Linked DNA regions of Homo sapiens: region 1 is linked to region 2. A link is a contact called in ENCODE Hi-C or POLR2A ChIA-PET data. All regions are on one chromosome and are shown on one strand. The core of a region is the stretch at or near the end of the contact, and the rest is flanking DNA. Distances in the headings are between cores, read along the strand shown. Region 1 holds the start of PITHD1 (PITH domain containing 1). Region 2 holds the start of NIPAL3 (NIPA like domain containing 3).

What was found. A loop is a pair of places that touch in the nucleus more often than their neighbours do. ChIA-PET counts read pairs that join two places held with the same protein, here RNA polymerase II (POLR2A). Pooled maps may share reads with other maps.
Region 1: a loop to region 2 is called in a pooled map, with 3 times the contacts of the local background. The contact joins the promoter of PITHD1 here to the promoter of NIPAL3 in region 2. A Hi-C loop is called at or near these places in 1 of 37 single-sample maps with no recorded cell type and 2 of 50 pooled maps. POLR2A ChIA-PET finds 5 or more read pairs at or near these places in 3 of 52 experiments (HEK293, T-cell and activated T-cell).

The regions. Positions count from the first base shown.
Region 1 is chr1:23,776,877-23,780,598 of GRCh38, reverse strand. PITHD1 (PITH domain containing 1) reads right to left here and starts at 2,181. Exons shown (of 6, transcript NM_020362.5): 1 at 1,886-2,181; 2 at 1,118-1,161; 3 at 658-735. The coding sequence starts at 2,083. It overlaps ELOA-AS1 (ELOA antisense RNA 1), which reads left to right and starts at 2,302. Exons shown (of 4, transcript NR_038280.1): 1 at 2,302-2,400. RefSeq lists enhancers at 52-1,251, 2,505-3,457 and silencers at 1,802-1,851, 1,942-2,251.
Region 2 is chr1:24,414,477-24,418,093 of GRCh38, reverse strand. NIPAL3 (NIPA like domain containing 3) reads right to left here and starts at 2,292. Exons shown (of 12, transcript NM_020448.5): 1 at 2,190-2,292. It also overlaps a transcript of STPG1 not described here.

The DNA.
Region 1 (3,722 bases), core at 932-3,431, 640 kb after region 2:
ATATATCATCTTTTATTGGTTTTGTGAGATAAGCTACTGCACCCGGACTGAATTTTTTAAATGTAAAGTTCTTCTTATATGTTTCTCCAGCACTCAGAAAGCAGTTTTCCCCTTCTTTTAGGAAGGCTGTTCTGGAATAAGGTAAGTTGTCAAAAAGGGTACTAGCTCTGGTGGCAAAAGATTCAGTGTTGCAAGAGGTATACACAACTTTGCTAACTAAATGCCACGCAAAGTCAGGTGGAGCAATTCCATGTCAACAAAACACATAAGATCATTACTGTATGAAATAGCAAGGAAAAATGTTGAAGCTAACCCCTAGAATCCATAAAGATCATATGAGATCTGCAGCTAGTTATTAAGAAAACTGCAGAGTCATCAACAAGTGACATTTACACAATGCTCTCTGAATGAATCATGTCATAGTAAGCACTTTGAAATATGAGACACGCTGTTGGGCCTAAAGATGCTTAATCTAAAAAAGTCATTAATTCAGGAAGAAATATATGTATTCCAATGCAGAATGAGAACAGGACCAAGATATTTTAAAAGGGGAAATATTAAACCCGGTAAGAAGAAAATGATACTATTCTGGAATAAAATGTTACCAGAAAAAGAGAATTAGGAGCTCCTTTGAGGGCCTAAGCCTTTGCCACTTACAGTCTCATCTCAGAGGGGTGTGAGTCATCATCCTCTCCCATTATAATGATGCCTTTGAGCTTGACATTGCCCGTAAATCTGCCAGAATGCAAAAGAGAAGGTTGTCAAACCTGAGTTTGAATACCTGTTTAGTTGTGTGACCCTGGGCAAGACCCTTCCCCTGTATGGGCTTCAGTTTACTCATCTGTCAACTTGTACTAGATAATTTCTAAGATCCTGTCTACCTCTAGCATTCTACAATTCTAAGAAATCTACCTCAATTTCTCAGTTATTGTTCTACAAATACATCTGTTTCCAGTCTGCACCAAGAAAGCTATGATGCTTTCCTCCTCAAACCCACCAAAGTAATTTATCCCATTTCTAGAAGCAAATGTGTGCTCTTGACACCAGTGAATGAATCCATCTGAGGCAACTGGGTACAGCCTATTTAGCCTGAGGTAGGCACCAAGGAGATACTTACGGAATATTAAACAGAAGCTCTTCATCTGCATCACTTTCAACAAACTGGAGGGGATGGGGAGGGGGGAGGAGAAAGCAACAAATATTTGCTGAGAGCCTACAATTTCAGGCATCTCCCACCCTGCTCTACAACTGGGGTGCAATGGGAAGAGTCACTCTCCCTTGGTTTTCCAAGACTTATTAACTTGAAGCTAACCAGTCTTATCCAGTGTCATAACAGCCACAGGCCACCCAACTGGAAGGTTCTTAACAAAAAGCCCATGAATGAATTTCCAGGGTCGAAGAGCCTTCTGAAGTGTGAACTGAAAGGCAGGTGTTTATGTGCATTTTTCTGAGAAGAAGGTCCACTGCTTTCAAACAGATAGCAAAGGGGCCTGCGACCCCACAATGTAAAGAACATTTGCTCTATATGGGAACCACCTTTCATCTCCCTAGGCTCATCTTCACCAGGTAATATGATGAGGCAGCCATTAGCACCAATGGTCCAACGGCCCTCACGACCATCCTCTCTAGCCCACACAGCCCTGGAATAGAGCGTTAGGCTGTGTAGCTTGACAAAACTGTCCCCGTTCCCTCTAGGCCTCAGTTTCCCTATATGCAAAATGGGGAGACAACGCTGCTCGCCTCCCAAAGAGCTGGCAGGAGACAGGCACGGAAAAGCGCTTGGCAACCAGGCTGTCGTTATTCTTAACATCAGAAATGAGTAGACCGACGGCCCGAGGCCCCACACGCACCCTGCCCCGCCCGCCCCAAGCCCCAGGCGGCCCACCTTGGAGCGGTCGGTCCGCTCCTCCCACGGCTTGAAGACGCCGCGGCCGCTGCCCTCGCGGCTCTCGTTAAGGCATTGCAGCCGCTCCAGGTCGATGCGCAGGTACAGGCCGTAGGCCAGGCCGCGCTGCTCGGGCGGCTCCTCCCGTTCGGCGGCGCAGCGGCAGCCACCCCCGCCGTGGCTGTGACCGTGCGACATGGCAACGCCGCCACCTGCGCGTCCTCTCGGCCCCACCGCCGCGCTCGCTCGGCTCGGCTCGCCTCAGACCAGCTCCGCGCCGTTCAGCTCCGGCAACTAAGCGCGCCGCGCCTGCCGCGTCGTAAAAAGCGCCGCTGCGCGGCGCATGCGCGTGGGGAGAAGGCGGGGGGGCGGGGGGGGTGGGGTCGAGCGGAACTGACGTAGGACGCGCGCCTCCCAGGTGCCAGAGTTCGTATATGACTCCAGTCCTGGCGCTGGATGCTGCTGCTGTTCCAGCTTCCTAGGTGTGGAAACTGAAGGACCAAGAGATTAAACAGGTGTGCTGAGTAAACTCACAGGCTGAGATTCGAATTATCCTCCCCCGACGAGGATGGAGCCTTCGCTGTCTTCCTTGATCGCCACGTTTCTTTGCGAGCCGATGAAGGAAAGCGTGAGGAATGATAAGGCCCTGGAGACTGGAGAACGCGAGCTTATCGCTGTCTCACATGCGCACGGCTTAGACGTTGAGAGCTCACAGGCCCACTTGCATAACCACTTTCTTGATAGCGGGGTTACAGCTTGAGAGCATGGGGCTTTGTGCACGGCCAGACCTAAAGACTACTCCTGGGTCTGCTACTGGCCATTGTGACACCTTAAGTCATTTCCCCTATTCTGAGACTCCGTTTCCCCGTCTGTAAGGTGGAAAGAATAGTATCTGTTTCATAGGATCACAGTGAGTATTAAATGAAATAATGCAATTAAAGAACTCAGCAGGCCGGGCGCGGTGGCTCACGCCTGTAATCCCAGCACTTTGGGAGGCCGAGGCGGGCGGATCACGAGGTCAAAAGATCGAGACCATCCTAGCCAACATGATGAAACCCCGTCTCTACTAAAAATACAAAAATTAGCTAGGCGTGGTGGCGCGAGCCTGTAGTCCCAGCTACTCGGGAGGCTGAAGCAGGAGAATCGCTTGAACCCGGGAGGCAGAGGTTGCAGTGAGCCGACATCGCGCCACTGCACTCCAGCCTGGCGACAGAGCAAGACTCTGTCTCAAAAAGAAAAAAAAAGAAAAAACTCAGCAAATGGCTGACACATGATGGGCATTCAGTAGCCGATGGTTATTACGGTCAAATCCAACCACAGCAACTTACTAGCTGCGTGGCCTTGGGCAAGTGACTTGATCTTCTGAGACTCAGTTTACCCCCTGTGAAGTGAAGGGATTGGACTAGATGATCTCTGCGTTTCCTCCCCCATGTGATATTTCAAAGTACTTTTTTTCGAACAGCTGGTTGTGGCCTGTCAATAGGTTTTAAAATCCGTTTATAGAGAATTGTGATCAACATTTAAAAAAAAAATAGAATACAAAAAAAAAAAAACCCAGAATGTATCACACATTTCAAGTCTCAATTGATGAAACTTTTGTTTCAGTTTTGAGTTTGTATTCAGACACAATATGATGTGTTTTTCATATTGTGGGTTGAGATCAAAATAATTAAAAGTCACTGTTTAGAGGTGAAATAATCTTGTTTTCAGGATAGAATGTTTTCCTACTCCCTGGTGGGGAAAAGACAGGATACAGAAAGAGAGTTATGGGATACCCTGGCTACCCTCTTCCCTTCACATCTGGCTCTGGAGTGCTCAGTGGGGCTGGTGAAGTATA
Region 2 (3,617 bases), core at 1,043-3,542:
AATGTTCCCACTCCACATGGCAGTCATGAGAATTTGATGAAATCATACATGTAAAATGCAGGCATAGCAAATGGTCCATGAATGTGAGCTGCTGTTAAGATTAATTTTATTCTCTCCTGTTTAATTATTTATTTTGTCCATTCCTTTCTCTCTCATGCATTCATCCAACAAATATTTACTGAGGGCTCACTGTGAGCTAAACAATTTCTGCCACTCCCTGAGGCTTCAGAGAGCTGCCTCCTGTGTATCCTGTAGCTTCCAGTTCCTTCTGCTATCCGGCCCTAGGCCCAGGAATTCTGGTTCATGGTGTGGACAGCACATACATATGTGATAAGGGGAACACCATGTCCAGTCCTGGGATACAACAAATGCAGGTTTAGCATAGGGACAGCTACAGAAACCATTTGGCTTGGTTTCACTTTGTCAGAGGGCCTCAGGATGAAATTATTGCTACTACCTGCAGACGAGGTTATATATCCAATATACAGACATGAGATGTAAGCATTCACCGGGTAACTTTATCAGGTAATTCACATCCCATAGCTAGACTTCCCTGCCTGTAAAACCCTATGAATATGTGTTTGCAATCTTGTGGAAAGCATAATTGTTCACTATACTTTCACGTACATGTGAAAAGCATTATTGTGTTACATTTCTGTAAAAATGTTTTAGCATTTGTAATAATCATAAGAGCCTTAAGAGTGGCTCAGGGTTCTTTCTACCTCTGAGAGGCCCCGGGAAGCATTCAACCATGAAGCAGTCATGGAGTTGAGGAGCGCAAACTCCAGTGAGGTGTTTGCGGAATACCCTGTTCAGTTGCTCCCAGCTGAGATCTAGCCCAGAGCCTGACAGTGACTTCTATACATACCAACCAACTGACTAAATGAGATCTAGCCCAGAGCCTGACAGTGACTTGTATACATACCAACCGACTGACTAAATGCAGGCTGGTTAAGCACTGGGTGCACTGTGGCCCCTTCGCAGTCAAGAATGCCTTTCTAAGGCCTAATCAACCACAACTCCAGAGCTTCAACAAGCAGATATACTCAGCCCCACCCACAGGAGGTCAGAGAAAGCCAACAGACCTTAGCGACATGTCAATCAAGGGAGTGGTGGGAACCCAGGCCTCCTAACATCCTTCAGAGTAGTTTGCCCAAGTGCTTTTCTGGTTTTGCTTTTGTTTGTGGTGGTTGGCATTGCTGTGGTTTAATTTTTCTTTTAAAAAGCAGCTTCCCTCTCTGCCTCAGGAACTCGCAGGCCTCTGAAGCATCGCCTGCAAAGATTGAAGGCTCTCCCTCAGCTGGGTGGGAGTCCGGACTGAAAGCCTGGAGGAACCCTTTGCAAGCTGTACTCCCTTATAAGACACATACTTTTCACCTGGTGACTCTCTTTTCCTGATTTCGAAGCATTTCTTCAGGACCTACATATGCCCGAGAGGCAAGCAGTCACCTCTGCGTTGTCAACCACCCCACAATTAGAGCACGTGGTCACTGACCCAAGGAAGGAATGAGAATTCACTAGGTGCTCTGCTTCCATTCCCACCCCGTTTATCTCGATGACGGATTTCACCAATCCCACAGAGCACGTTTTACAAATGAGACAGCCGTGGCTCATAGCGTCTGTATTCGAATTTGCCTCTTTCTGAACAAATCAATAAAACACGCTCTTTCCCACCACCCGACGATCTGGCTTCTGGAGGTGAGCGCCAGTTCCCTGCCAAGCTTCCCGTTCCTCGGCTTTGGCTCACGAGAAGGTTACATTCTTCCGTCCCGTCCCACTGAGCTGGAAACTTACAACTCGAGGAGACAGCACCTCTGTTCCAGAAGCGGGCTTAGACCAAGAACGCCTCCCCTCATCCCACCTGCTAACTCCACCATCTGCTGCCGCCAGGAAGCCCGAGCCGCTCGGCACGAAGAGGAGAAATTCTGGCAAAGTTAACTCCATGTCACTTCCTGGTTTGGTAGAGCCTGGCATCACCTTTAGTAAGGTAGCCCATGCCCCCGCTCCTCTTGGCCTCGATGCAAAACTGGAAAGAACATTCCAAGGCAACGGGACCCAGGTTGGCGAGGCTGGTGACAGTAAGAAGGAAGGGTATGTACACTAGGGGACGTTAGGTGACTTCGCTTTTTCCAGAAAAAAACGAAGGTTAAATTCAATTCCCCTTCCTCCCGGTGTTAATCACTACTCACCGGCGGCGTCTCCTCTAAGGCCCACCTATCAAAACCTTCTGAGAAATGACTCGGACTCTTCGTGCAACCCGGAGGCACAGCCTCCTTCATCCCTTCCCAATTCAGAGCTGCCAAGATGCTGCAGTGTTTTGCTTTCAAAGGTCGCGATTTGATTTGCCAGACTGCCTGCCAGTCAGAAGTTGGCAGGCATTTCGCGCAGGCAAGTGGCTGCGAGGACGGGGAGTAGGCGGGACAGCCCCTGGCAATTGGCTGCGCTGCAAAGCTTGCTTGAAGCATAAGGGAGCGACCTGGGGCTAGAGCTTGGCGCTCACCTGGAGCGGGGACCCCCTAGCGGCCACAGGAAGAATGGTGCGGCGACTCCCCTGCCCCCTCTCCCGCTGTCCCAGAGAGCTTAGGTGGTTGCTCGCCTCCACCTGCCCGGCAGGTGGGCCTGGTTTTAGCAGCCTGCCAGGTGTCCTCCCTTCTTATCCTCATAGCCACCTTCCGGGCTTTGCTCCTGCTGTTCCCCTACCCGACGCTCTCACCAAGTATTCAAATCCAAAACGTCCTTGAAGACCCAGCGCTCCCCAGAGCCCTCGCGAGACTTGGGACCAAACATATCTCTCCTTTCCTGCCCTCCTGGAACACCTGTCGGATACCAAGCCTCCCAGCAATACTGAAGGTCCTGAAACGAGCCCAGCGCTTGGTTAATGTTTCTATAATGTACATAATTATCACGGCCATGATAATTAACATGCGCATGGAGTTTTACAGATGACAAGCTTCTCATCGCTCACACGTTGTCATATACACGCATTTGCTTTCAGATCGTCACAGCCATGAGTGAGACTTGAAGCCCGTTTTACGTATGAAGAAATGTCATTTGGGCCTAGACATCAACAATGAGAAAGAGGCAGTTCTAGTCTCAGATCGTGGGGCAGAGAAAGCTCCTTGGGAACATGGGAGAGGAACGAGTTGGTGCATTGTAGAAACTGCCCGAAGGCCAGCAGGGCTGGTGAGAGATTTTTCTGGGGGCGTGGTTGGGCCTGCGATCTGAGGGACGGGCCAGGGACAGTTTATAAATAACATATTTGGGGGCCGGCGCGGTGGCTCACACCTGTAATCTCAGGACTTTGGGAGGCCAGGAGGATCACTTAAGCCCAGGAGTTTGAGACCAGCCTGGACAATATAGTGGGACCCCATCTCTACAAAAAAATTTAAAAATTAGCCGGGCGTGGTGGCGAGCGCCCGTGGTCCCAGCTACTCAGGAGGCTGAGGCGGGAGGATCGCTTGAACTCGGGAGGCGGAGGTTGCAGCGAGTCGAGATCGCGCCACTGCACTCCAGCTGGGCGACAGAGCAAGACCCTGTCAAAAAAAAAAAAAAAAAAAAAAAAGCTTGGATTTCACCCTAAATTTAAAGGCGAGCCATTGGAGGACTTTAAGCAGGGG